3 separate regions of the Homo sapiens genome follow, and regions 1 and 3 are each linked to region 2. The links are chromatin contacts, found by Hi-C or POLR2A ChIA-PET in ENCODE. All regions are on one chromosome and are shown on one strand. The core of a region is the stretch at or near the end of the contact, and the rest is flanking DNA. Distances in the headings are between cores, read along the strand shown. Region 1 has its middle 160 kb from the start of LINC01243. Region 2 has its middle 77 kb from the start of LINC01243. Region 3 has its middle 62 kb from the start of LINC01243.

Region 1 (3,000 bases), core at 29-2,528, 240 kb before region 2:
TACATGATACTACAACACATAATGGGTTGCTAATACTTATGTGACATAAATTCTGTCTTCTACAGGGGATTCCCATTTCCAAAAAGAAGTTAACCAAACAAACAGAAAACTTCATAGCCAAATTTTCATTTTAAACGTATGTTTTAAAGTGCAGCAAATAAATAATAAATGCATGAAATAAATTACTTTTAAAATATATTCTGTCCAATGTTAAGGAGTGTTTTCTTTAAAGCAGTTCATACAGCTCATTCAACTGCACATATTTATAAATGTTTGAGTTTCTCATGTTTCTTCTCACAGAAATTTTTTTTTGTTTTTTGATTCATTTTCCAAATATAAGCTCAACTACTATCACTGCCTTTTCAGGTGTTATGTAATAATTTTTATTTAATGATGACAGCATAATTAAGATTTTAAAGTATACTCTATGTCTATACTCTTGCTTATTTTTTTTCAAAAGGTAGGCACAATGCTAATTTATTTTGTGTTTGAGCAAGGTACAAATATAAAAAAACATTTCTAGGAGTCTTATTTTATAAAGAAGAAAAAAGTCGTAACTCTGATCTTATATTTGTTGAAAAAAATAGTAAAAATGGAGTAAGAACTTTATTTCACTTTATGTGTGTTTTTGTGTATCTGTATGTTTGGAAGCAAACAGATAACCCGTGATTATCACTTGTCTATCTGTCCCTTAAAAATAGTACATTTGTAATATATTTGTTCTTAAGTCTGATATTTTAAGAGAGAATATCAAATAGAACAGAAAAAAATCATTTTGAAATTTTTGTCTGATCCTGATCCATTTAATCTTGAGCTCAGCTATCCAGCAGCACTTTTCCCTAAACGTGATTATCACGTTTAGGGAAACACTTCTTGTCAGACTACACAGAAAATCTTTCTGAATGTAGGCTCCTGTGAGGTCTCTTGTTTTCAGTAAGTTAGAGAACTGATGTGATATGTTTGTTTGATATAGGATAGAGTTGTGATATTTGTTGCTGTATTTGTTCATATGGTGTTTATTTTCTGGAAAACAAAAGTTCTTACATCACTCTATGAAACTCATAATGGTTTTAGATAAGCTCCGTGGAGGCTTTCATTTCAAAGAGTTCAACATTCGGTAAATAGAAATACTCTTATTAGTCATACAGAATCATTTCACAATAATGTTTTCTAATAACACTGGAGAATTTGTGGGGCCCTCTCTGGGCCACTAACCCTGTTACAAACCACATCTACTTGCAAAACAGCTAGAGTTTCAGGCTGTAGTTATCTGCCTTAGCTAGGATTGAGCAAGCAGAAGACAGCTGCTGCCCTTTCTCATCTAGCCTGTAGGGTGAGCCTTGCACGTGAATCTATCAGAACAAAAGCAATCTATTGACCTAAATGGGAACTGAGCTGATACATAACCTCTGCTAAATGATCCATATCACAAAATGGTTGATTGGAGTGCTAAAAATCTTTTTGGATATTTTAATCAGAATTTTAGTAAAGACAACACTGGTATGCTGTCTGTTTATGACACGGGCTATTAAATCTAGACTTTCCTACTTCAGTTGATTGTTTGTAACAAGAATTAAATTGTGCTTCTAAAATTCCTTGCTTGTCTCCCCCCGGTGATTATGAGCATGCTTCCTTTTCCTCGGCCAAGTTTACAAGGTTTAAATGAAAAATAGTGTTGCCATGTTACACCTATGTGATCTGCATAATAGCTCAAGATGAATAGTGCTTCTTCAACTTTAGCAAAGGAAGATCTGTATGTTTCTTAAGCACTTGAATTTTAAGCATTGTATTTGATTGATGTTCTTGAAATGATACTTTCAGTTCTTTGCTAAAAACAAGGGTACATATCTGAAAGAAGCTCATCAGTCCAATAGCTCTTACAAATGTGCTGCTTTCTGTTTTTAAATAGAAAAGCGTCTGTCCTGGGCTTTTCTTTTTTCATTCTCACAGTGGCTCATTTGCACCATTCCTAGAAATATCATCACACTTGGCAGCTTTTCATTAAATGAGGGAGTGAATTTGTCAGCGTTCTCACAGAGAGCTATATTTATCAGGGCTTGCTTTTACACATTATAAGCTTTCTGCCATCCTGGGGAAAGCATGGAGAACAGTCAGTTCCCAGTGCTTCTTGCCTGTCAGGTCCAAACAGCTCAGAATTTGTCTAGGTTCAGCCTATAAGCACTGAAGAGGAGTTTGTCTCTTTTGCAAGGGTCCAGTTTTGTTGATTTTTCTTCAAGCTGTGTTTTAAGACTAGCTAAACACCAGGTGAAGTTTTTTGTTTGTTTGTTTTTTAAGTTGGGTGCAGTGGCCCACGGCTGTAATCCCAGCAATTTGGGAGGCCGAGGCAGGCGGATCACCTGAGGTCAGGAGTTCAAGACCAGCCTGGCCAATATGGCAAAACCCTGTCTCTACTAAAAATACAAAAATTAGCCGGGCGTGGTGGCAGGTGCCTGTAATCCCAGCTACACGGGAGGTTGAGACAGGGAGAATTGCTTGAACCTGGGAGGCAGAGGTTGCAGTGAGCCGAGATCACGCCACTGCACTCCAGCCTGGGCGACAGAACGAGACTCCGTCTCAAAAAAAAAAAAAAAAAGAAAAATTTTTTAAATGGGCTTGTCATTCATTATTAGGTGAATTTTCATATGAAGACAATTATTGTATTTTCCCATGGAATCTCTAGACACATTTGTTTGTCTTGGGCAAATTCAGTATCTGTTACTTTTTGGTTTAAGGAAAAGATATTTCATACTATTGAGATTCCATCTGTGCTTGTGAGTTGTGCTGACTTCTCCTGCTTCACTGCCTGCTACATATTCTACTTACCAGCCATGGGAAAGTTTTGCAGCAAATTCAAGTTATCACAAGTGTTTGAGGGCCTTATAGAATTCTACTTTGTTATTCTCTGTATTACTACAGCTTTCGGTACAATTCCTGTAAAAGTTCCACAAATACATTGAACAAGAGGTCACGTGCTTTTAGGTGTTAAAAGATGTCCAATAC
Region 2 (2,826 bases), core at 103-2,602:
TATCAACAGTGTAGATTGCATTACCAGGCCAAAAGTTTCAGGCAATACTTATTTTAATATGTACCATCAGACAATTAGTTTTCTAATATTTTAAGCAACGTGCATCCCCCTAATAAATTTACTGTATTCTCAAGTTTTAACCTAACACAACATTTTCAATATTACAAGAAAGCTCTTAATCCTCAGAAAAATACTTTAGATAAAAATAAATTTAAAGTTTTTGACATAAAGAAACAGCATATAAATCTTGGCTAATGTGTATGTATGTTTTTCTTTTGTTCTTTGCCTAAGAGGATGTAAATTGTACTCAAGACATGTCTCCTAAAGAAATTAGATCATTTATTTGCTATTCTTTTTCAGTTTTATAACTGATAACTACTGGCAGTTGTACCTCTATTTAATTATAATTTATAACAAATAATTATGAAACAAGGGACTTATAATTTTATGTTTCCACATATTTTAAAGCATGTTCTTATAAACATTTAACTTGAGGCATGTGAGAAAGTCATATTAATACATTTTATTCTGGATCTATCAGGGTGAAGTGAGACATTTATGTACATGACATTATTCAGATTATCCTAAAAAATGTGAGATTTTACAAATTCCATCTACTTTGTACTTAATCTTTACTAACAATAATTTTATTATACACTTTTATTATATAGCTTCTTAATTATGCTGTAATTTAACTTCGAAATTGCCAATTGATTAAAGAGACATTTGCTTCAGAGTATTTTTCTTTTTGTCTGATTAAGTAAACTCTTAGCTACTATTATATTGGCCTTTGTCAATAATATAAAAATAAATATTAATTGTGGTAATTTGCACTTGAAATCATTCTGCTAATGCTAATTATAATATAACTATATAACAGCTTCATTCAAATAAACACAGCAGAGAATTGCCTACCGGCAATTATTCTGGAAATATTATTTCTTTATCATTATCATGATGATCATCTAAGTTTATAAACTAATTTCATGTATTTTTATGTAATTTGATTTATGTATCAACTGAGTGGGATTGAATGGCCAAGTGTCCCTATTTTCTGTACTTAAGAAACAGCCTCACAGAGATTGACTTGGATCTGAGGATACAGTAATAAGAGACAGAACCAGAAAGACAGCCTGAGTCAGCCTAATAATTGTTACTGTCAAGTACTGTACATATCCAGAATTTGATGTGTTATCTTAGTCAATTACAGTAAACTGCTACGACAGGAATATCCTCATTTTATAAATCAGGAAATTAATTTTCTCTGAGTCACACAGTTAACACATGGCAGTTTCTGGGTGTAATTCCAAGGTTGCCTCATATTTTGCAGATTCTTTTCCCATTAAGTCACATAGACTATAGCTTCAAGATGAGCTTATTCCCAAGTAAATATCACGTGCACTTTCGTTTCAAAGCACAGTGCTTTGAGGTAACTGCAGTTACAAGGCTATAATCCATGAAAATTAAGAGAAGTTGTCTTAATAACTATTCTGTACAACTTTTAAAAAGTAATAGGAAATAAAAGGGAAAAAATAACTTTAGGTAATGGAAAGAAATTAGAAACCCTGGCCACAAAAAGACGTGTGGTATATTAATACTGCCACTACCTGGCAAACAGATTTGAAAATTATTGTGTTATTACTAGAACAAATTGTTCTGGTGAAGTTGTCTTCAAAAGACCAACAAGAGATTACTGGTTTTTGAAAGAAACAAAGACTTACTGCCTTAGACTGTTACTTGATGGGTAAATTACTATAGGGTTTACACAAAACTTTAAAAAAATATATCATTGTGATAACTCTTTCACAGGAATCCAGGGAAGCTGATAAACAGGAACCATCATGATCTATTGCCTTACAGACGTGGAAATAGACATAATTTCACACCTCACGGCAGAGCTGAACATGAGAGATAAATGATTCGTAGACAGTGCTAAAAAATTTACATACTTGGTTATGCCTAAGAAAATAAAGCAATTAGTTCTGTAGATTTGTTACTACATGTGCCTTGGTGGTGGCAACTAAAGATTAACTTAAAAAAAAAATTCACCAGAGGGCACCAAAGAGAAAGATTCAGCTCCTAAAAAAGTCTGGTCGCGCGCACACACACACACACACACACACACACACACACACACAATTGAAGAGGCAGCTAATAATTTGGACAAATATCTGAGGTTGTTTTATGGATGTGTAAATATATAAATGCATTAGAAAGTCAAGAAATCAGAGAAATCACACACAGACAAGAATATGGAAATATGCTCAACATCACTAATCATCAGGAAAATGCAAATCAATACCACAAGTATCACCTCACATCTGTTAGAGTGGCCACAATCAGGTAAACAGAAAATAGCAAGTGTTAAGAGGATGTGAAGTAACTGGAACAGTTGTATATTTTGGGTGGTAATACCAATTGGTAGAGCCACTTATAAAAAACACTTTGGGGATGCCTCAAAAAATAGAGTTACCATATCCAGTAATCCCACTTCTGGTTATATATTCAAAAGTGTTGAAAACAGGATATTGAAGAGATATTTACTCACTCATGTTTATTATAATATGATTCACAATAGTCAAGATGTAAAGGAAACCTTAATGTCCATCAGCAGATGGATGGAAAAAGGAAATGTATATACATACAACAGATGATTATTCAGGGTTAAAATGAAGAAAATCTTATCATGTCCTACAGCCAGCATGAACTTTGTGTTGTAGAATATGCTAGGAGGAATAAACTAGTCACAAAAACACAACTACAGGATTCCCCTTCTCGAAGTATCTAAAGTAGTCAAATTCTGAGAAACTGAAAGTAGAATGGTTA
Region 3 (3,130 bases), core at 77-2,576, 140 kb before region 2:
ACATGTATTGGTGTCCGTCTTTTTTTTTTAGAACCATTCTAGTGGGTGTTATGTAGTATGACATTTTTGTTTTAATCTGCATTCTCCTAATTATGATGCTGAGTGTCTTTTTCCATGCTAATTGGTCGATGTACATCTTTTTGTTGAAATGTCTGTTTTTTTTTATTTGTTTGTTTTTTGAGACAAGGTCTTGTTCTCTCACCCAGGCTGGAGTACAGTGGTTCAATCATAGCTCACTGCAGCATCAAATTTGTGGGCTCAAGCAATTATCCTGCCTCAGCTTCCTGAGAAGCTAGGGCTATAGATATGAGGCACTATTTTTGGCTAACTTTTAATTTTTTTGTAGAAATGGGGTCTCAGTATGTTGCCCAGGCTGGTCTGGAATACCTGGCCTTAAGTGAATCTCCTGCCTGTCTCCTAAAGTGCTGGGATTGTACCCATGGAACCACTGTGACCATCCTGAAATTTCTATTGAAAACTTAAGCCCATTTTTAAAGTGGGCCATTTGTCTTCTGGTTATTGAGTTTATGTCCTTTGCTGGGACATGGATGAAGCTGGAAACCATCACTCTCAGCAAAGTAACACTAGAACAGAAAACCAAACACTGCATGTTCTCACTCATAAGTGGGAGTTGAACAATGAGAACAAACACATGGACACAGGGAGGGGAACATCGTGCACCAGGGCCTGTTGGGGGTTGGGGGACTAGGGGAGGGATAGCATTAGGAGAAATACCTAATGTAGATGACGGGTTGATGGGTGCAGCAAACCACCATGGCACCTGTATACCTATGTAACAAACCTGCACGCTCTGCACATGTACCCTGGAACTTAAAGTATAATAATAATAATAAAAGAAAGTAAGCTTACTGTAGAGGTATGGCTTTAAAAATAATAATAATAATAATAATAATAATAATAATAATAATAATAATCAGAATACATTTTGAATACAAGTCCTTTGTCAAAATTAGGATTTGGAAGTACTTTCTCCCAGGTTGTATCTTGTCTTTCGATTTTCTTAAAGGTGCCCTTTGAAGTATAAATGTTTTTAGTTTTTACCAAGTCTGATATAACACATTTTTCTTTTATAGACGGTGCTTCTTTATAGTATTTAAGAAACATTTTCTTTTTCTTTATAGTATTTAGTACTATAAAGTACTATATGACTCAGCAATACCACTTACAGGAACCTACCCAAGAGAAATGAAAATGACCATAAAGTACTAACTATATAATGCTTTATAGTGCTAACTATAAAGTGCTAACTATATTGTAGCAGGACGAGCCACAGACAAAACCTCTCAGACACTGAGTTGTAGAAGGAAGGGCTTTGTTCAGCTGGGAGCATTGGCAAGCTACTGCCTTAAAATCCCAGCTCCCCGAGTGTACAATTACTGTCCCTTTTAAGGGCTCACAACACTAAAGATTTCACATGAAAGGGTAGTGATTGATTTGAGCAAGCAGGGGGTACGTGACAGGGGCTGCATGCACCGGTGGTCAGAGAGAAACAGAACAGGGCAGGGAGTTTCACAGTGTTCTTCTATACAATGTCTGGAATCTATGAATAACATCGGTTTCTAAGTTATGAGTTGATTTTTAACTACTGGGTTTAGGCCAGGCAGGACCAGGCCTGGTTTCAGGCCTGGCTCTGGGCTGCCTGTCTTTGGTTTTACTTCCTTGTTGTTTTTTCTTAAAACAGGTACTGAGTATAAAACAATATAAAATAATATGAGAGGGTCTTTCTCTTCCTTCAATATGGTACTCTACAGTACTAACTATAAAGTACTCTACAGTACTTTATAGTACTTTATATAGTACTATATAAAAATATATATATAGTACTTTATATAGTACTGTATATAAATGTATATATTTATATATAAAGTACTATAGAGTACTTTATAGTACTTCTATATAGTATTTAAGAAACAGCTTTGTTCCCTTTATTTATTTAATAATGTTAGCTCTTTCATTTAGATCTCAGATCTATCTTATTTTTGAGTATGATTTTTAAGACAGTTTAAACTTATCTTTTATGTGTGAATATCAGTGGTCCCACCACTATTTATTGCAAAGACTATTATTTTCCCATTAAATTAATGACATTCAACTTGTTTTGAAAGTTAAGTGACAATAAATATAAGAGTTTATTTCTGGATTCTCAATTCTGTTCCACTGATTTATTAATATATGTCTATCTTTGTATCAGCCCCACACTTTATAGATTATAGTAACTTTATAATAAGTTGAAATTGGGAAGTGTGACTCATCCAAATTTGTTCTTTTTTAATATTATTTTGGTTATTCTATGGTCTCTACCTTTTTGTATAAATGTTCGAAGTAGCTTCTCAATTTCTGAAGGAAAAAAAAAGCCTGCTAGATAATTGATAGGGTTTACATTGAATGGTAGACAAATTTGAGAAGAATTGCAATCTTAATTACACTGAATCTCACAACCTATGAACATGAAAATTCTCTCTGTTTATCTAAGTATTTTTTCATCTCTTTCAGCGACACTTTACACTTTTACTTTATAGATCTTATAATTCTTTTGATAATTTACAACTTTTTTGATGCTAATGTATTTGAGTTGTCTTAATTTTGTTTACAGACTGTTCATTGTTAGTATATAGAATATAATTTACTTTTTTATTGATTTTGTTTATCCTGAAACCTTGATGAATACATGTATTTATTTTTATTATAGCATATTAGGCTATAAATTGGAAATTATTTTTTAAATAAATTTTATTGTGCGTATTCAAAGTATTCAGCATGTAGTTATGAAATGCACAGATAGTAAAATGATTACTGTAGTGAAGTATATTCACATATCCATCATGTCACATAGTTACCCATTTTTCGTGGTGCATGGCAAAAACAGCTAGAATATACTCATTTAGCAGAAATCCCTAATACAGTACAATTTTATTAACTCATGTTGTCCGTTAGATTTTTAGACCATTTCATCCCATTTATATGTGGCTTTATGTCCTCTGACCTACAACTCCCCATTTTCTACCACTCCCCCACCCCTGGTAGGCACTATTTTATTCTCTACCTCTGTATATTTGGCTTAAAAAATTGGATTCCACATATGAATGAGATCATGCAATATTTTGCATCC

Evidence for each region. Hi-C counts contacts between places; a loop is a spot of excess contacts on that map. ChIA-PET counts read pairs that join two places held with the same protein, here RNA polymerase II (POLR2A). Pooled maps may share reads with other maps.
Region 1: a loop to region 2 is called in a map of naive thymus-derived CD4-positive, alpha-beta T cell, with 11 times the contacts of the local background. The contact joins two enhancer-like sites. A Hi-C loop is called at or near these places in 3 of 168 maps with a recorded cell type or tissue (CD4-positive, alpha-beta memory T cell, MCF 10A and naive thymus-derived CD4-positive, alpha-beta T cell), 13 of 37 single-sample maps with no recorded cell type and 12 of 50 pooled maps. POLR2A ChIA-PET finds 5 or more read pairs at or near these places in 2 of 52 experiments (MCF 10A and activated T-cell).
Region 3: a loop to region 2 is called in a map with no recorded cell type, with 5 times the contacts of the local background. The contact joins two enhancer-like sites. A Hi-C loop is called at or near these places in 4 of 37 single-sample maps with no recorded cell type and 3 of 50 pooled maps.

What each region holds. Positions count from the first base shown.
Region 1 is chr9:31,540,874-31,543,873 of GRCh38, reverse strand. No RefSeq gene overlaps it. Among named protein-coding and RNA genes, the nearest start is that of LINC01243, 160 kb to the right of the region's middle. Within about 2 kb of position 1,278, at least 3 of the 41 ENCODE cell types and tissues checked have a DNase peak (open chromatin) inside an H3K27ac peak, as active enhancers do.
Region 2 is chr9:31,303,202-31,306,027 of GRCh38, reverse strand. No RefSeq gene overlaps it. Among named protein-coding and RNA genes, the nearest start is that of LINC01243, 77 kb to the left of the region's middle. Within about 2 kb of position 1,352, at least 3 of the 41 ENCODE cell types and tissues checked have a DNase peak (open chromatin) inside an H3K27ac peak, as active enhancers do.
Region 3 is chr9:31,442,332-31,445,461 of GRCh38, reverse strand. No RefSeq gene overlaps it. Among named protein-coding and RNA genes, the nearest start is that of LINC01243, 62 kb to the right of the region's middle. RefSeq lists an enhancer at 1,539-1,598. Within about 2 kb of position 1,326, at least 2 of the 41 ENCODE cell types and tissues checked have a DNase peak (open chromatin) inside an H3K27ac peak, as active enhancers do.